Regions from separate parts of the Homo sapiens genome. Here region 2 is linked to region 1. Evidence: chromatin loops called from intact Hi-C (ENCODE). Cell type or tissue: natural killer cell. All regions are shown on one strand. Each heading gives the region's core, and the rest is flanking DNA. Links, peaks and the distances in the headings are about the cores only. Region 1 overlaps LYST (lysosomal trafficking regulator). Region 2 overlaps LYST (lysosomal trafficking regulator).

Region 1 (10,395 bases), core at 1,216-9,215:
TAATCCTAGCTACTTGGGAGGATGAGGTATGAGAACTGCTTGAACCTGAAAGGGGGAGGTTGCAGTGAGCTGAGATTGAGCCACCGCATACCAGCCTGGGTAAGAGTGAGACCCTGTTTCAAAAAAAAAAAAAAAAGAATTCTGAGAAGTTAAGTTAAGTAAGATGAAGACTGGGAATTGACTGCTGGATTTAGCAACATGGAAGTTACTGACAATCTTTTCAAAGAATGGTCTTGGTGGGGTGGAAAAGAGTGGTGAGGAAATGAAGGCAAGCAATTTAAACAGCTCTTTTGAGAAGTTCTGCCACAAAGCATGCAAGGGAACGGGTGATGGCTTGAGGAGGACATGAGATAAGTGAGGTTAAAAAAAAACCTGATTAATATTATAGCTTGTTTCTAAGCTGAAACATAGTATGTTTCTCTAACAGAGAAAGGAAAATAGATGAAAAACTAGAATGAGAAGAGAGAATTCTAGGAACAATGAGTAGGCAAAACGAAGAAGACCAACATACAAGTGGAAGGAACAGTGGCAGTTCATCTAATTGAATAAGAAGAATGTCAGAGAATACGAGTATAGATGTAGGAAGATTAGTATATTTGGCAATAGGAGGACCAAGAATTTTTTTCAGGTGCTTCTATTTTCTTGGTGCAATAAACAGCAAGACTGCCAGCTGAGAGTGAGAAGTGGGAAGGAGGTGTTAAACTGATGAGTGTAACAGGGTCAAAAAACAGCAGCCCATAAGAGACTTCCTGCCAGGCTGCCAATGAGTAACTAAATCAAGATTGAGTTCCATTGTTCAATAACTATACCCATACTATAATCCAACTCTCCTTCATGTTCCCAAGTATAGAATGGTGGACTGTCAAATACTCCATGGGAATCTAGATATATTACAGCTGCAGCATTCTCCTAATCTGTAAATGTAGACTCTATAGGTAGAAACTGGGTTATCTGGAATGAATTCTTAGAAAGCCTACATAGCCTTTATTGCTCATCTTTTCTTTAAGTATAATATTTGAAAATCTTTAAAAATGATCTCTAGAGTCTTTTGTGGAAGTAACATCAAGTTTACAAAAATCTATGGAAGCTACATTTTTTTAAATTTTAGAACATTATTCCTCCACAGGCTTCTACAAGTTTTCACATTTCACTATAATTACTCAAAGATTATTAGTTGAGCAATGACATTAACAAATGTTCTCAGAATCTGACCGTGAGATGTGAATTCATTTTAGAGCATCCAGAGTTCTGATACAATCTCCTCCCCAATCTTGGGCTTCAATTTTCTCCTCTTATTTTTCTCACTTGTACCCTTCTTAGTCTGTGTGTAGATCATTCTCCATGTCAGAGAAGAGAAGAAAGCTAAGAAATTTCATTTGTTCTCTGTATCTGATTATTGGGTCCATTTGTTGGTAAGAATCTATTATTTATTTGTCATACTCATTCTCTCTCTCTCCCCCTACTGCCCTATCCCCCACCCCTGCGCCCTTTCTTTCTTTTTGTAGAGACAGGGTCTCACCATGTTGTCCAGGCTGGTCTCGAACTTCTGGGCTCAAGTGAACCTCCCGCCTTGACTTCCCAAAGTGTTGGGATTACAGGCGTGAGCCACTGCACCTGGCCTCATTTTCGTTCTCTACATATAAAATGTAAAAGGTCAGCCCAACTTTTTCAAAATCTTAGCTCATTATTCTACCAGGACTGTGTTCCTATTCTATAGGTTTTATATGTGTGGGTGTATGTGTGCATATATATATATACAGTTTTTTTTTTGAGACAGAATCTCGCTCTGTCGCCCAGGATGGAGTGCAGTGGCATGATCTCAGCTCACTGCAACCTCCACCTCCCAGGTTCAAGTTGGCCAGGCTGATCTCAAACTCCTGACCTCAGGTAATCCGCCCACCTCCACCCTTCCAAAGTGCTGGGATTACAGGCGTGATCCACTGCACACGACCATTTGGTTTCATATCCTTCTTTCTTTCTTGTGCACATTATTTAAAAATCAGTTCATGCTGGGCATGGTGGCTCATGCATGTAATCTCAGCACTTTGGGAGGCCAAGGTGGGTGGATCACCTGAGATTGGGAGTTCGAGACCAGCCTGGCCAACACGGAGAACCCCCCCCACCACGCCCCATCTCTACTAAAAATACAAAAATTAGCCATGTGCGGTGGCACCGCCTATAGTCCCAGTAACTCAGGAGGCTAAGGCAGGAGAATTGCTTGAACCTGGGAGAGAAGGTTGCAGTGAACTGAGATCGCGCCACTACACACCAGCCTGGGCGACAGAGCGAGACTCTGTCTCAAAAAATAAAATAAAATGAAATAAAATAAAATAAAATAAAATAATAAATAAATAAATAAAATAAATCATCAGTTCATGTGGCCATGTTCCCTCTCCCTTTCCTTCACATATTATTTCCAATTGTTCAGTAGAGATACTGCCTATTATCACCTTGTAACCACTTTCCCTTCAAGAGACTATCTCTGGCATCTTACCTACCTTTTCTTCGAATTTTAGGAACTCTGTACTCCAATTCTCTATATTCCGGCTTTGTTCCATATTCCTCTTCCTGCTTATTAGTCTGCCAGCTATCATTTACAAAACAACCACTTTGTATCAGACACTAAGAACATAAAGTAATTCCAGTCTCTGCCCTCAAGAAGATTACATTACGGTGGCAAAGGCAAATCAATATATAGGGTACTATGTACTGCTAAGGGGCACTTAACCCAATTTGAGTGGCCAGGGAAGCTTCATGAAGAATAAATTGAAGTTGTACAGGTAAAGGGAGAAAAGAAGGGAAGAAAAGCATTAGAGATGGAAACAGCAGCTCAAGTTGTCACTGAAGAAATTACAGTAAGTTTGGTATCACAACTACAAAATGAGAAACAGGAAAAGTGAGGATGGAGGGAGTGGCTGGCAAAGACCAGATGGTGAAAGGCTTTTGTACACTATGCTAAGAACCTTGGGCTTTAATCTATTGGCTAGTGAGTCTTATCAGAATCACCTATAGAGTTTGTCTAGGCCCCATGATCAGAGAACCTAATCTGCTAAACCCACAGCAAGACCTAAACATCGGTATTTTTAACAAGCTTCATAGGTGATTCTAATGAACAGTCAGGGCTGAGACTCACTGCTACAGGTGACAGGAAGCCCATGAATTATTTTGAACATGTGAGTGGCATGGTCAATCTTGAACACATAGGTCATTCTAGTGGCAATGTGGAAGACACATTTTATGGAGAAAACTCTAGCTGCATGAAAACCAATTTGGAGACTGGCGTCATACTCCAAGCAAATGGTAAGGATATTTTTTTCTAAAGCAACAGTAGAATAATATAATTTTATTAAATATCCAAGAATTAAAATGAGCACAATTTTGGTGATTAATTGGATGGAGAAGTGAGTGGTAAGGGAGGGATCAGGACAACTCTCTGAATACTGGCTTGGTTAACTGGATAAATGGTACTGTCACCTGCGAAGAACACACAAGAAGAACTGAGGCACGTGTGCAGAGTCTGCTGTCAGGGCAAAACCACTCCACACCAGGTGAGCTGAGTCCTCTGTCTATTAGGCCAGTGACTAACTTCTTTACAGTGACTACTGAGACTAAATCCACCATGCCTTTCATTCCAATTTCAGCAATGCTCAAAATGTATACCTTCTCAACAACTATCCTTAACTCCATCTCATGGTTTCCAATACCAGACCGAATAAGGAAATAGCAAGTATAGACTCTCCTGAGAAGGCAGGATTAGAAAAGAAAAACAGAAAATAGAGAGGAGCTGGAGAAGGAGGCATAGGTTAAGGAATTTTTTTTTTCAAGTATTTGTATTTTTTAAAGAATTGGAAGAACCGTATTTTTAGGCTATAAGAAATAAGAGGTGGTGCGGCGTGGCCAGCCATCTCCTATCAGCTCTGATTGTGTGTACTTCTTCCCAGCATCACTGGCACCATGTTGGTAGCTTAAAATCATCATGGTGAGAGTATTTCCATCATGGAAATGGGCAAATGCTACACATTAGGGTCTTTTTTGTTTCTTTCTCCAGGAGAGCCACTTTACTAGCATACCACTGCAGCCAGCACAAGGGAAGATACTGAAGACAGGGGCAAGAGAACGAATGAATGAAGGACAAAATTCATGGAGAAAATAAGTGTGGATTGGATCAAGGGTATAGGTGAAGAGGTTAGGCTGGGGCGGGGAAGCAGGAGGGGACACATCATCCTCTGAGGCTGAGGGAAAGGAGGTAAGGAGAATTGCAGATATAGAAAACAGGTGGAAGGCCAGAAACTGAGGGAGCTCAAGAATGACTGGCTCAATTTTTTCATTCAAGTAATAGGCAAAGTTGTCTGCTTAAAGAAGAGAGTCTAGAGATTGGGGGCTAAAGGCTAAGTAATTTAGAATAATTATTGGAAGAATAGTCAAATGGGGGAAAGTAGTGATGACAGACAAAATAATTTACTGGTTGGCTACTAGCTTAGCAGAGGTGGAAAACCATGAATTTCTGGTGGTATGGATTTTTTCAGCTATTTCAGATTCACCAGCAGGATTCAGCTGCTTGGGTCTAATAATAGACAGTGCAGACTGTTATCACTGATCTGGAAATGGGAGTTTTGGTGGGTGGAGGCAGCAGAAGCATAAGTGAAGGGGACCCAAGGGTATGGGTGGAAGAACAGTCCTTATGGCCAAAAATGAGACACAGACTGGGTAGGAAAAAGAAAGAGGCCAGGAAAATAAATGTTGATAGACAAGCAGAAAATCCAGGCAATCAAGGAAGTGTGGATCTCTACCAGACTGAAGAGTACACAATGTGGGAATGAAGATGTTAGAATTTTTAGATTTCTGAAACAAGCGGTCCCAGATGACAACATCCACAGTGTGGCCCTGCAAGCAGATGTCTAAAGTGAAGTGAAAGTTAAGGTCCTTGCAGTTAAGTAACCATGAAGCTAGTATTTTTGGACAACAGATCATTGTAAGTTCTTAAAATGAAAGCCCTATAATGACAGAGATTTTGTCTGTTGTATTCACTGCTAAATCTCTAGCATCTAGAACAGAACACAGCTAACAGCAGGCATTCGATTCTACTCATTTGCCGAATGAATGGCGTGGCCTCTCTCTCAGGATTTTCATTAGGTTAACTTGTCTAATTAAGCCCCTCGTAGTCAAGTTAGGTCAAAGATAGACTCAAGAGTACTGGTTCCCTGGATTATTTCCTTTACCTTCTGGAAATGAAATGGTCACTAAAGTCAGTCAACAGTGGCTCTGCTTTCATTGAATGAGACTTCCTGCAGACATCTGGATAGTTAACTTTGATATCTTAGCTCTGTTCCAGTTCTGTGATTAATTTCCACAACTTATTATCCACCTAAAAGATTACAGAATTAAGCTATCACCCTCAGTCTTGTGGATTTTCATGCATTTATCTTCTTGACACAGAGAACTACTACACCCGCCCCTCACAGCAAGTCATGACCACATATATTCTTCACTTTTAGGGCAGCTCCTCATATAATGGCATTTTTAGATGCCTTGTCATGTCTGTGTTCTAGACAATGCTACCAAGGACATTACATGTACCACTGAAAATAAAATCTCAAGCTCAACAACAGGGCAAGAAATGGTCCCTAGGTGGCTGAGTTTCCTTTTCAATAAATATCAAATAGCCAGTGGCCACAGTGATAAGAAGGGAAAGGGGTCCATTGTGCTACAGTTCCCTTTTTCATAAATTCATTAATTCCAATATTTATTTATTAAGTAAATATTTTAATAGATATTTATTAATATGCTCCAGCTCATTCTATTTTCACTATTTATGAATCTGTTCTGAATAGTGGGATATACATACAGTAGGCATCATGACAGTAGTGAAATAGGACCCAGAAGCCGCAGATCAGGAATCTAGCAATTACTAGCTAGTCACACAGAGCTGTGTGAAGTTTGGCTGCCTCTTCCATAAACTACCCCACAGAGTTGCTATGTGGAGCCTAAGAAATTATATAACCTCAGTAAACATTGTTGACAAATTTTATAGCTCTATGTAAATGCTCAGTACTAGCTGCACACCTTATGACAGACAGTGCCATCTGAAGGAAGAAAAAGATCACTGCAAGCTTTCCTCAGATCAGTGTGAGGAAAATGATGTTCTGTTTCATAACGCTATTTCCAGGGAAGCACTGAAAAAAAAAATAGGAAGTCCCTGTATTTTCTGCTTTTTCCTTGTCTTGTGGCTTCCACAAGAAAAAAAAGAAGTAAAAGGAAAAAACAACAAAAAAGGTTATAATAATGATATTTATTCTTATAGGTTGATTAGAAAGCATACTTTTTCCTCATCAAACAGTAACACCCAAAAGACTTGTTAGTCTTTCACCAAATGCCAAAAAATCCTGGAAAATTCCCTTTTAAAGTAACACTACGTGCTTGCCTAATTTTCTCAATTCAATAGTATTAGAGAAGTTGCCATTGGAAAGACTTTTTTTCAAAAATGTTATGTGCCAAAGAGGAGACTGTGATAAATCAGGGTTATTTTAAGAATTAGGCAAAATAATGTACAGAATAATAAGTGCCCAATAAATTCTGTTAAATCAAAATCTGCCATGATTTGAAGCAGCCTTCTTGAAAATAAAGGTTAGTTTATATGGATTTAACTATTCTAAATCCCAGCTCTCCAGAGTTTAATATATATTGATAGATTGATTAGCAACTTTCTCAAAGATCTCATATAGTCTTTACAACACATCAGTAAAAATAAAAAATCTTTATGAGAAAAAAAGATAACACCATTTATATCATTTCATAAATGACATGAATAAAGGAATAAACATGAATAACTTAGAATCTTATGTTGTCATAATGGCAGAAATTTTAGATATCATATTCTCTAACCCCACATTCTACAGTTGAGAAAAACTGAGGCCTACAGGTCCAAGGTCACAGAAATGATTAGTCACTGGACTCTACTATCCCAGTTGTCTTGGAGTTACATATGTTTTGGGGGGTAATTAACTAAAACTGAAATAAGCAAGTTTAGAAGATACATAGCCTTTCTTCTTCTGTCGATTAGAAATTAGACAACAGGCAAAGGCGTTTCCCTAACACTAAATACTACCTCTAAATGGTATCCAGAACCTTTACTCAAGTCCACTGGATTGTAATACATACACCTGGAAACAAGATTTTTAAACCTCTCTCTACAAACTTTTTAGACTACAACACAGAACTATATGTCTGAAATGCAGGACACTGGTGGGGGGAAGGGGACCAAAGAGGGGGAGGGGGAAACTGCACTTGTTCAGATTAATATAATTCTCTTTAAAGAATAAGCCAGTTAAAACATATCAGTTGAACTGTACAATATTTAAGCAAGAAAATATCTGTTAATCTAAGCTTTACTGTGTAACTTTTTAGTCAATACTAGATGTGTTAAGCAATAACCATCAGAATGATTCCTAACTAAAGAGAGGAGCTCCTGGGATCATGGCGAAGGGAGGCAGGACTAGATTGCAGCTCTGGACAGAGCAGCATGTGGTGGCTTGCATTGTGAATTTGAGCTCCAGATCCACTGCAAGAACAAACCAGCAATCCCGAGAGGACCCACAGACCCTCTGAAGGAAGCGGATTGCTCCTGCAGGCCCCAGGAGACCCCCAAATACTGTGAGTGCCCCAACTGTGCAAGTGGGAAAGGGAGACCCTCCTCTCCTGAACACACACCCCCACTGGAGAAGCTGAAGGTCTGTTTGCTGGAGAAGTTTCTGACCTTACCTGAGCTGAATCAAGTTAGAGAGCCAAGCCTAGTGAATTACAGGGGTAGAGAATGCAGCAGAAAGGCCCTGGGAGCTCCCTGGGTCCTTAAGTAGCCCATTCCTGCCTGGCACCACAAGGATCCATTGGGAGGGTGGCTAGAGGAGCAGGGGGTAAAACCCCACAGGGAAAGGAATTCTCTAGCCTAACTTTCTAACAATTTGAACGCGGTGAGAAGCCTGCTGGCCAGAACTCCGGGGAGGGTGCAAATCCAGCTCGCAGACTTCACAGGTGGAAGGAAGAACTAAAGCCCTTTTCTTTCGTAGCTGAGAGGTGGATAGCCTCGGGGAAGTTTTCAAGCCCATCTAGCCCTCAGCCTGGAAACAGACTCCCGGCAGTTAGGGGGGACACGGTGGGAGTGAGAGTGGCCCTTCTGTTTGCGTGGGAGCTGGGTGAGGGCTCCGACTGCTGGCTTTCCCCCACTTCCCTGACAACCTTCATGACTCAGCAGAGGCAGCCATAATCCTCCTAAGTACACAACTCCAGTAAACTGGGAATCTCACCCCCAATTCCCCACAGCAGCCCCAGCACGACCCAACCAAGGAGCTGCTGAGCTCATACACACCTAGCCCCACCCCCACCTGATGGTCCTTCCCTATCCACCCTGGTAGCAAAAGACAAAGGGCATTTAATCTTGGGAGTTCTAGGGCCCTGCCCACCGCATATCTTTCTCTGTACTACTACAGCTGATGCTTTCTGGAAAGCGCCACCTCCTGGCAGGAGGCCAACCAGCACAAAAATAGAGCATTAAAACATGGCCAACCAGTACAAAAATAGAGCATTAAACCACCAAAGCTAAGGACCCTCACGGAGTCCACTGCACCCTCCACCACCTGCACCAGAAAAGGCGCTGGTATCCATGGCTGAGAGACCCATAGATGGTTCACATCACAGGACTCTGTGTAGACAACCCCCAGTACCGGCCTGGAGCCAGGGAGACTCGCTGGGTGGCTAGACCCAGAAGAGAGACAACAATCACTGCAGTTCGGCTCACAGGAAGCCACATCCATAGGAAAAGGAGGAGTATACTACATCAAGGGAACACCCCGTGGGACAAAAGAATCTGAACAACAGTCTTCAGCCCTAGACCTTCCCTCTGACAGAGCCTACCCAAATGAGAAGGAACCAGAAAACCAACCCTGGTAATATGACAAAACAAGGCTCTTCAACACCCCCCCAAAATTTCTCTAGTTCACCAGCAATAGATCCAAACCAAGAAGAAATCCCTGATTTACCTGACAAAGAATTCAGGAGGTTAGATATTAAGCTAATCAGGGAGGGACCAGAGAAAGGTGAAGCCCAGTGCAAGGAAATCCAAAAAATGATATAAGAAGTGAAGGGAGAAATATTCAAAGAAATAGATAGCATAAAGAAAAAAAACAATAAAAAATTCAGGAAACTTTGGACACACTTTTAGAAATGCAAAATGCTCTGGAAAGTCTCAGCGATAGAACTAAACAAGTAGAAGAAAGAAATTCAGAGCTCGAAGACAAGGTCTTCGAATTAACCCAATCCAACAAAGACAAAGAAAAAAGAATACGAAAATATGAACAAAGCCTCCAAGAAGTCTGGGATTATGTTAAATGACCACACCTAAGAATAATCAGTGTTCCTGAGGAAGAAGAGAATTCTAAAAGCTTGGAAAACATATCTGGGTGGATAATTGAGGAAAACTTCCCTGGCCTTGCTAGAGACGTAGACATCCAAATACAGAAGCATAAAGATCACCTGGGAAATTCATCTCAAAAAGATCTTCGCGTAGGCACATTGTCATGAGGTTATCCAAAGTTAAGATGAAGGAAAGAATTTTAAGAGCTGTGAAACAGTAGTACCAGGTAGCCTATAAAAGAAAACCTATCAGATTAACAGCAGATTTCTCAGCAGAAACCCTATAAGCTAGAAGGGATTGGGGCCCTAACTTCAGACTCCTCAAACAAAACAATTATCAGCCAAGAATTTTGTATCCAGCAAAATTAAGCATCATATATGAAGGAAAGATACAGTCTTTTTCAGACAAACACATGCTGAGAGAATTCGCCATCACCAAGCCACCACTAGAAGAACTGCTAAAAGGAGCTCCAAGTCTTGAAACAAATCCTGGAAACACATCAAAACAGAACCTCTTCAAAGCATAAATCACACAGGGCCTATAGAACAAAAATGCAAGTTAAAAAGCAAAAACAAAACAACAACAAACAAAAGTACAGAGGCAACAAGGAGCATGATGAATGGAACCATACCGCACATTTCAATGCTAAAATTGAATGTAAATGGCCTAAATGCTCCACTTAAAAGATACAGAACCACAGAATGGATAAGAATTCACCAATCAACTATCTATTGCCTTCAGGATACTCACCTAACACATAAGCACTCACATACGGTAAAGGGGTGGGAAAAGGCATTTCATGCAAATGGACACCAAAAGCCAGCAAGGTATTCTTACATCAGACAAAACAAACTTTAAAGCAACAGCAGTTAAAAGAGACAAAGAGGGACATTATATAATGGTAAAAGGCCTTGTCCAACAGGAAGATATCACAATCCTAAACATATATGCACTTAACACTGGAGCTCCCAAATTTATAAAACAATTAC
Region 2 (10,395 bases), core at 1,068-9,067, 50 kb before region 1:
ATTTTCTCAAAATGCTTCCTACCTCTGTCCAGAGACCCATATGGAGATTTTCCCATGAATCCTCCTTTTCCCTTGGGGCTGCTGTAAGTAGGTGAGTACTAAATGTTGCCATTTGCTTGGGAGGAAAATATTCTCCTGTGATTCAACCTGTGCTAGTAAAACAGCTTTCATGTCATCATTTGAATCCATGCACACACTACAGAAAAAGAGAAAAGGCATAGGCTGAAAACATGAAAATTCTGACCTCAGTGTTTAACATACATATAGTAACTATAATTCTAAATAAGTAAGATTAAAAATCAGTTCTATTTTTTTTAAAGTGCTTGAAAAGTCAGTAGGTCTTCGTTTTATACCATAAGTTACTTAGTTATTCTATCATTACCTCAATTCATGAACTAAAATAGATTAGGCTCATTGGCTGGTAGTCATAATTTAGGCAATAATGTTCAGAATTCAGTTTGTAAAAAAATATATATTATTACTATTTATATAGCCATTGCCCATTTAGAAATTACAATGTATTATTTGGTTCATAGAAAAATTAATATAAATGTCTAAGTATTGGAGGTCTAATCTACTTTGTGGGATTACTGAAAGAATGAGGAGATAATGTACATAAGGCACCTAGTAATGTTTGTAACGTTTACAAAGTATATATTCCTAAATAACATACTGGTTTGTTTAGATTTGAGTTTTAGACAAATAGTATCATACTATTCATACTCAATACAAATAAAAGACCTGTATCTATACTACTTAATAAAGGAGATAGTATAAAAGGACAAGATAACAAGGAGAACCCAAGCTTATTAGGTAATCGCTATTAAATATATAATGCACATGGAAAACTTATGTCTGTTAATAACATCTTAAGACCATTACAATCTGATAGAATATTTCCATAGCATAAGACTTCAGTATTTGATCTAAAATCAAACAGAGAATTAATGTATTTTATTTACTCATTTATTTTTTGTTTTTATTTATTTATTTATTTTTTGAGACAGAGTCTCACTCTGTCACCCAGACTGGAGTGCAGTGGCGCGATCTGGGATCACTACAACCTCTGCCTCCCAGATTCAAGTGATACTCCTGCTTCAGCCTCCCAAGTAGCTGGGACTACAGGCATGCACCATCATGCCTGGCTAATTTTTGTGGTTTTTTGTTTTTTTGTTTTTATTTTTATTTTTTGTAGAGATTGGGTTTCACTATGTTGGCCAGGCTGGTCTCAAACTCCTGACCTCAGGTGATCTGCCTGCCTTGGCCTCCCAAAGTGCTGGGATTACAGGCATGAGCCACCACACCCAGCCGAGAATTAATATATTTTAGACTTTATGGATTTTTGGATAGAATAATACACTATTATAAAAGTGGTATTAATAGCTGTTAGAATGTATATATTTTTAAATGAGACTTTTTGTTTTGCTATAATGAACTTTTATTAGTAGATTTCACATTAATGTCTCTTACACAAATTATTTAAATACATTATCTATTCATGGGAGGCTGAGGATAATCAATACCGAAAGATAAGAGTGGCATTGTGGGGATCAGCCCACACTTGGATCATCAACGCTTTGGATCCCAGTGAAATTATATGAATACATCCTTCTTCTATGAGTCTTTCACCAGGATTTATGTACTCTGCACCTTCTGGTCTGTCGCTCTCTATAAGAAAAAGATGTTAGAATGATCAGTAAAATGGTTCGTAACAACTGAGTAGAAAAGTGAATTTAGAAGAATACAAAGCAAATTTGTTCATTTGTAGTAGGTTATCTACCCAGAATGTCTGAGCCTGACCTGTTCTAAACAACCATATTTTCAGAGTATAGATGTTAACTCCAAAAAAGCACGAGGGATGAAAAATGGTAATTCAGTACTTTAAAAGTTATTAGATATTAAAAAATGTATAATAACTGAGGACAATTGTGGGCGTAACCAGACCGCTATGTGACAACCTATTACAATGTGTACCAAGCTTCTTTTATCAACTATGACTTCACTGACCCTGGTCCAGGGAGCACACATCATTGTCCATGCCTCACACTACCAAAACTCATTCTAGAATTATCACAATATGGCATGATTTAAAAAAAAATATCATATTACAAATTTTAAGGAAAAACTCTAGTGTTTGAATATATTCATAATTTATATTCCCTGGTGAGTAGTTTTTGCATATAATTGCTAAGTGATTCTGAAACTCTAATGTTTCTTTAAGGCAAGCTAGGGTAAATGCTTACAGGCTTGGGCTATCTGGTTATTTATCTTGACTCCTCTTCCTCATCTTTGAAAACCCAGCACTGCCTGAAGATGTATGATGATCTACTTGTCATTATAATACATGTGACTTTATGTAAAGCTATGTTATGATATATCAAAATCCAAAATACATGTCCAAAGGCTCAGACTTTTAAAGAACACTACTGCTTATTAGACTGCATACATATTAGTTGCTATTTTTCAACAGGTAAAACCATGACCGATGTTAAAAAAATACTCCCTGTAGCGATGACAATAGTTTTAAAAAAGAAGAGTTAAGGTCACTGATTATTTTGAGGCTGCTGACCAAGATATATGATATACAGAGAACTCACATCTGATGTGAAATTTTAAAAATGTTCCATACCAAATATGAACTTCTGCAAATAAAAGAGTAGGACAAAACCAGTGTGTACCTAGGAATTATAGAGTAGTAATATTACAAATATTTAACTTAATGCTCACAACCATCTTATAAGGTAAATATATATAGGGTGACAAAATTGAGGTGCTGAGAGGTTAATTTGCCCAAAGGCACCAGTTAGTTTAGAGGTAAAAGGTATGATATCGCAGCAAAATATTCTTTATCTCTCTTCAAAACTTTTTATATATGTCTACTATTTTTAAGTGTTTATACAAAATCATCTTTCTAAAATATGTTTTCTAATATATCCTTAAAATAAAAATTAAGAAAAAACTTTCCAATATTTACTTTTCTCAGGTCACTATGTATATTTATTCATTTTATAAGAGACTGTTTACATTGAGATTGCCTCCATTAAAACATGAGAAAGCAATCTGCATAGCTTATAGTATAGTAGCAATGTTAAGGCTCTGGAATTAAAAACAGGTGGGTTTCAATTCCTTTCCATCACTTACCAGCTACATAACTTGGTCATGCTACTTAACTTCCTCTAAAAATACAGATAGTATGAGCACTTACTAACTTGTTAAGATTAAAAATGTATATAGAACCAGCTGAGCAAAGTGACACATACACAGAAAGCACTCAATGCACATTAGATAGCATAATAAATATTATCACATGTAGAGCTATCAGTTCTTAGGTGGCAAAATTCAATCCACAACAGAAAATTCTAGTGAAGGCATAGTGTCCTAAAACAGAGGTTCCACTGGATGAGAAAGATTTGTGGAATGAAGAGCTACTGAGGCCTGCATCTCCATGTACATATAAAACCCTAAACATCTGTCTCATCCAGTCATTTCATTCATTCCACAGGCCCTAAGAATTATCCTACCTACTTCACTTTCCATCACCATAAATTGCTTTTCAATGAACAGTTTTTTTTCTGCCCTAGTCATATGAGAAACAAGATGCAGTATAATAGCAATTCTTCAGTTAAAGAAGGAACTGGAATGAAATTTATTCTAATGTTGGAGAATGGCTGATGCATTTAAACATTCTGTGACAGGAACTAGGGGAGGGCCACTGAGGTAAGACATGGCATGAGAAGGAGAACTTGAAATAAAAGAGAGAAAGAAGTTTGCGACCAGCCTGACCAACAGGGAGAAACCGCTGTCTCTACTAAAAATACAAAATTAGCCGGGTGTGGTGGCTCACACCTGCAGTCCTAGCACTTTGGGAAGCTGAGGTGGGCAGATCACCTGAGGTCAGGAGTTTGAGACCAGCCTGGCCAACATGGTGAAACACCATCGCTACTAAAAATATAAAATTAGCCAGGTGTGATTGCTGGCGCCTGAATCCCAGCTATTCGGGAGGCTGAGGCAGGAGAATCGCTTGAACCTGGGAGGCGGAGGTTGCAGTGAGCCGAGATCGCGCCATTGCACTCTAGCCTGGGCAACAAGAGTGAAACTGTCTCAAAAAAAAAGAGAGAGAAAGAAAAGGAAATGGGGACTGTCTAATAGGGGCTGGGAAACAACAGAAAGAAAGGCAGCTATAAGGTTTTATCCTTTTATAACATCAGGAGCCACCCTAATCCAGTAATGGGACCAGGAGAGAAGTCACATAAGGAACTTTAGGGGCTGATGACCCCAGAAAAAGTTGTATATGTGGTGTCCCCTTCACCCCTATAAAAAACTAAAGTTTCCGTAATAGAGATTCAAGGCTTTATGACAACTCATGCTTTGATAAGTCAGGACCTACCACCACTAAGTAAGGCATTTAAGGTGAAGAACATGTTAAGAGTGTTAAGAACACTACCACATTTTTACGGCTCAAGGAAAATTATAGTCTGAAAACAATCTTTGTGTACAAATCAGATAATCCTGTCATCATACCTGTACCATCAAAACTGCTATCTGGTAAAATTAATGATTTGTTTCTTTTCTTTATCTTCTTTCCTTTTTCTGTAGTACTCTCAGCTTCATGGATACACTCCACATTAAACCACAGGGAAACACTGAAACCTTCTGATAGGTGTGGCCAGCAGTTTTGCCCCAGCAACGGCAGGTGGACTGGGGCTATGTGCCAAGATGAAAGCAGCCGATGGGGAAAACTCTCTCTATCAGCCTCTTTCTTGCTCCGTGAAACTCGTGCTCTTCTCAATAAACCCATGGCCTTACTGTTTAAAATCCCAGGATACTTTTGTGATGAAACACCGTTGCTTAAATTTGGAGCGTGCAGTAAAGGGAAGGTTAGATACTGTGAAGGGCTCATAGTAGTATCACTTTCAATAATTTTCAGAATACCCAGAAGAAGAATTTTCTAGAGAAAAAGAAAAACAAATGAAACTTTCTAATCACGTAATAAAGTACATAATAATCTTGAAATTTAGGTTATAAATGAAAATACAAACATACCCACACATATCAGCATTCCTATTTAAATACCTTCCTATCTCCCACATCTTTAAAACTTTCATTTTCTCGTAGCTGAGATAAAATATGAAACAGATTTCATTCTTTTTTTTTTAAGACAGAGTCTCACTCTGTTGCCCAGGCTGGAGTGCAGTTGCACAATCTCGGCTCACTGCAACCTCCGCCTCCCAGGTTCAGGCGATTCTCCTGCCTCAGCCTCTGGAGTAGCTGGCATTACAGGCACCCACCACCACCCCCAGCTAATTTTTGTATTTTTAGTAGAGACGAGGTTTCATCATGTTGGCCAGGCTAGTCTTGCACTCCTGACCTCAGGTGATCCACCCACCTCGGCCTCCCAAAGTGCTGGGATTACAGGCGTGAGTCACCATGCCCAGCCTTCATTCTTAAAATATGTAATCTTTTGTGGTTAATTTGTTTCATGTTTAGATTTTTTTTTTTTTTTGAGATGCAGTTTAGCTCTTGTTGCCCAGGCTGGAGTGCAATGGCATGATCTCAGCTCACTGCAACCTTTGCCTCCTGGGTTCAAGCAATTCTCCTGCCTCAGCCTCCTGAGTAGCTGGGATTACAGGTGCATGCCACCAAGCCCAGCTAATTTTTGTATTTTTAGTAGAGACGGGGTTTCATCATATTGGTCAGGCTGGTCTCGAACACCTGACCTCAGGTGATCTGCCCACCTAGGCCTCACAAAGTGCTGGGATTACAGGTATGAGCCATGGCGCCCTGCCTTAGATGTTCTCTGGAACATCCAATCCCACTACAAAGTAGCTCCAAAGTTTTCTGTCTTATTTGCTTATGCTTCTAGTCAAGGTTTCATTATAAAAATGGGTTTCCTAGCAGATAATAGTTTAAAAGACACTAAGCCACACCAATGGAAAGGGGAAGCATAGACAATAATTGAAGAGTATAGTGGATAATAACCTTTTGAAAAGGATAATCCCTAAGATGGTTGTAACTATTCATAATTAAGTTCTCTTTAGTAATTAAAATTATTCAGCTTTTCTGAAGCACAAAAACTGGGGATGGGGTGGGTAAAGAAAATATAATCTCAGCGATATGTCTGGTTAATCCAAATTGAAGTGAAATGGTTAAAATATATGCAAATAATTGAGTATTTCACACATAATAACATGAAATTGCCTATACCAACTGTCACATCAAAAGAAAGAGCTTAGTAACATTTCTAAATAATTAAAAATACATTCTATTAAAAATTGTAAGTGAAAGAATTTATCAGTGAAAAATGTAAAAATTATAGCATATTTACTGTACAAGGAGATTTCTCCAGAAATATTCTCAAAAGAAGGGTTAGCTCTTCTGAACATGTTCTTGAACTCATCAAAGATACCAAAAGATCCACCAATACTCTCTGGCATGCTAAATTAAAGAAAGAGGGAAAAAATTAAAGCTAGTACACAATTAGAGGAATAAATGAGCAATTTCACCAAAAGAGGTAAAATACTATTGTCACTTTTTGAATGGATTATAAAAAATCTAGTATAGGAATCACAAAATTTGCTGAAGAAATAGCAATATAACTAAATGTAAATCAACCAACCAACAAAAACAACAAAAACCACTTTTCTTTTTATTATTTTTATTATTATTATTATTTTAGACAGAGGCTCGCTCTGTCACCCAGGCTGGAGTGCAATGGCATGATCTCGGCTCACTGCAACCTCCACCTCCCAGGTTCAAGCAATTCTCCTGCCTCAGCCTCCCGAGGAGCTGGGACTACAGGCACGTGTCACCATGCCCAGGTAATTTTTGTATTTTTAGAAGAGACGGGGTTTCACCATGTTGGCCAGGCTGGTCTCGAACTCCTGACCTCAGGTGATCCACCTGCCTCGGCCTCCCAAAGTTCAGGGATTACAGGTGTGAGCTACCATGTCTGGCCAGCATGAGCTCACTTTTCTTGAAGATTAATTAGCTACAAGTAAACTAAGGGCATTCTTTAAAGAAACATAAATCAATATAATATTTGTTAAGCTAATGCTTCTATATCATAAAATAGTCTGCTATCTTATCTTGAAAATGTTTAAATTATATCTATCACTTTTTAAGTACGAAATTAGATGACAAGTAGTGGAAATATTAAAGATGATTTAAATACTTAAATACCACAAACTATTTAGTTTGAACATTTTCTTTATTCCATCATAGGTTTAGCATAAAACATAAATGGTGATATACAAATTCATAGAATTCTTTGGAGCAAAATAATAACTAATATTTGTAGAGCAAATTATAGTGTTCAAAGTATTTTTACATGCTTTATTTCAGCTGATCCTCACCAAAAACAAAAAACCCTAGAAAATAAATATTATCTCCACTTTGACCTGAAAGAAATAATCTTGATTTAAAACCTGAGATAAGTTTTAAAAGACTGGTAGTTTTGGAAGACCTGGAGTTTAGAGAATAGAAGCCATATTTAAGCAACATATTTTGTAGAAGCAATGAGTTGACACAGTAGCAAAATAGTACATACATCTGGAGAGACTACTTGCAATGAGACTATAAAATAGCATGGACTTTATCCTGTACATAACATGAATCCATTAAAGGTTTTTAAGTAGGAAAATAATATGATCAGTGTGTGTGCTTACTTTTTTTTTCCAGTTCAAAACTGAGAGGTTCCAGTTAAAAATGGGGAAATGGATATATACACTTGCTTCTGTGTACTACTGAAAACTCATAGCATTAAAGTACAGAATTATAAGAAGGAAGAAATCCGTAACAGCAAAAATATGTGGGGGCAGTGGGCATTGGGGCACATCTAGTAAGAGATTTAAAAATATTTCTTGAAGATGGAAAAGTAGATGTATAAGAGAAAGCTGCAACCTAGAATTCCTTTGAATTACAAAGAGGTTCAGAGCAGTAAGAAGCCGAGCTGTCCATCTAAGGTCTGGAGAGAAAGTGACAGTGCGGCCGACAATACAGGGATTAACGAAAGGTCTGTCTGTGAATATCCACCTCTCTCCTGTTTCTCAGTACAGAGCACAGATAGTTCAGTATTCACTTTTAGGTCCCAAACCTGATAACTCTTCTCTAAATAAACGAAATGGTCAGGTGTATACAGGCTTTTAGCATCATGGCTACTGAGTGTAACTGTACAGTCTGCAGACTGAACAAACTGCCTAACCAAAGGGAAAAGTAGAGACTAAAATAAAGTCTGAATGCTGTATGCCAAGCCATGCATCCTGGTTTTGGGCTGTGATGCCTGGATCAAGAAAGGGATGCCTTTTTTCTCAGTGCAAAGACACTATACGCCAGCCAAGCCCTATATGTGAAAGATGCATTTTTCTAAGGTATGCAAACTGCCATGTAGGGTAATAGTATCCCTAATGGTCCCCCAAAGCAAAGCTCTCTTCATTAGGGTGTTTGGGAAGCCCCTAATCATCCAATGGCACATTCACACAGAGCTCTTCCACATACTACCCACTCAGGAAAGAGGCCAAAATAGAAAACAAATTCACTTTCACAATATTAGAGGAAATCTCCAACAGTTTTATTAAATATAAATGGTCTAAAAAGGTTCATAAAAATATTAGAGAATTAGCAACCTAAATCAGTAAAAATAATATTTAAAAAACAAAAAAACAGACAAAACTGACCCCAGAGGAAAAAGAGATAATTTGGGGACAGAAGAAACTTTAAGATGTTTATTACTATAATCAAATATATACAAGGAGATATTATATCCTTATATGAAAAAGAAATAACCAGAAAACAATCAAAAAAGAGCTCTTAAATATTAAAATTACCGAAATAAAAAATTAAATAAAAGGTTGGGATTGAAAAAATGTCTCAAAATGTAGCACAAAAACAGTGATGTAGTCAATATGACAGGAAAGATAATCTTATCTTTGCAAGATCAATTGGGAGGCTCAAGATAACAATTAGAATACAAAAAAAGAGGAGGGAATATGGAGAGGAGAAACTTATTTTTTAAAATAATAAATCTTTATAATCCTGTATTAGATCTAAGATATGACACTAAAAGCAAAGCAATGAAAGATAGAATAGACAAATAGGACTTCATAAAAATCTTTTAAAACATGCTTCAAAGTAAACCATCAAGAAAGTTAAGAAACAGCATAAAGAATGGGAGAAAATATTTGCAAACCACATATCTGATGAGGAACTTGCATCTAGAATACATAAAAAAAACCTCTTACTATTCAATAATCAAAACATGAATCACCAGTATAAAAATGGCTGAAGGATTTGGATAGGCATTTCTCTGAAGAAATCCAAAGAAAATACGCAAATAGCTAAAAAGCACACTGCTATGGTGTAAATATCTGTCCCCTCCAAAACTCAAGTTGAAATTTGGTTGCCATTGTGGTAGTGTTAAGAGATGGGATCTTTGGGAGGTGACTGGGTCATGAGGAGTCTGCCCTCATGGGTGTGATTCATGCCCTTATGAAAGGGGGAGTTCAGCCCCCTTTTGCCTCTCTTCCTTTCTGCATTTTGCCATGTGAGGATGCAGCAAGAAGACCCTTGCCAGATGCTGGCACTTTGATCTTGGACTTTCAGTCTCCAGAACTGTGAGAAAATAAATTTCTGTTCATTACAAATCACTCAGTCTGTGGTATTCCATTATATCAGCACAAATGGGACTAAGGCACACACAAAGGTATACTTAATACATTAGCCTTCAGGGGAATACAAATCAAAACCACAATGAGATACCACTTCATATCCACCAGGATAGATATAATTAAAAAGGCATATAATAACAAGTGTTGGCAAGAATGTGAAGAAATTAGAACCCTTATACACTGATGGTAAGAATATAAAATGGTATAGCCATTTTGGACAACAGTCTGTCAATTTCTCAAATGATTAAACACAGAGTTACCATATGACACAAAATAAATGACTCGAGAAATGAAAACATATGTTCACACAAAAAATTGTACATGAGTGTTCACAGCAGCATTATACATAGTAGCAAAAAAGGAGAACAACCCAAATGTCCATCAACTGATGAATGGATAAATCAAATGCAGTATATCCACACAATGGAATGTTATTTCAGCCAAAAAAGAAAAGAAGCAGGGAAGGGGAAAAGTAACTTTACAGTGGAGAGACCTGACAAACACTACTTAATGCAAGTGATCAAGGTCAACATCAACAATTATAAATCATGTTGACAATATGTACCCTTGATATGATTTAATGACAATGGCACTTTGTTTCTATTATCTTCCTCTCAAAAGTCCATACCCCTAGCATAATCATGACTTTTGACAAAGGTGCCAAAACCATTCAATGGGGGAGGGACAGTCTCTTCAACAAACGATGCTGAGAAAATTGGATATTCACACGCAA

The links. A loop is a pair of places that touch in the nucleus more often than their neighbours do. Peaks named below come from ENCODE experiments on the same cell type or tissue, not always from the same donor. Only the 100,000 strongest peaks of a DNase experiment are listed, where the experiment ranks them.
Region 2: a loop joins it to region 1, with 2.5 times the contacts of the local background. A loop is called at or near these places in 7 of 110 quality-filtered maps.

Annotation. Positions count from the first base shown.
Region 1 is chr1:235,837,505-235,847,899 of GRCh38, forward strand. All of the region lies in intron 1 of LYST (lysosomal trafficking regulator), which reads right to left. Among named protein-coding and RNA genes, the nearest start is that of MIR1537, 10 kb to the right of the region's middle. RefSeq lists an enhancer at 4,598-4,797. In natural killer cell, for the core only: a CTCF peak has its summit at 6,123 (motif pointing left); a DNase peak (open chromatin) is centred at 6,087; H3K27ac peaks cover 1,222 bases.
Region 2 is chr1:235,787,178-235,797,572 of GRCh38, forward strand. LYST (lysosomal trafficking regulator) reads right to left here. Exons shown (of 53, transcript NM_000081.4): 11 at 6,326-6,435; 12 at 4,522-4,948; 13 at 1,524-1,668; 14 at 23-196. Among named protein-coding and RNA genes, the nearest start is that of MIR1537, 61 kb to the right of the region's middle. In natural killer cell, for the core only: no CTCF peak of the experiment used is centred there; no DNase peak of the experiment used is centred there.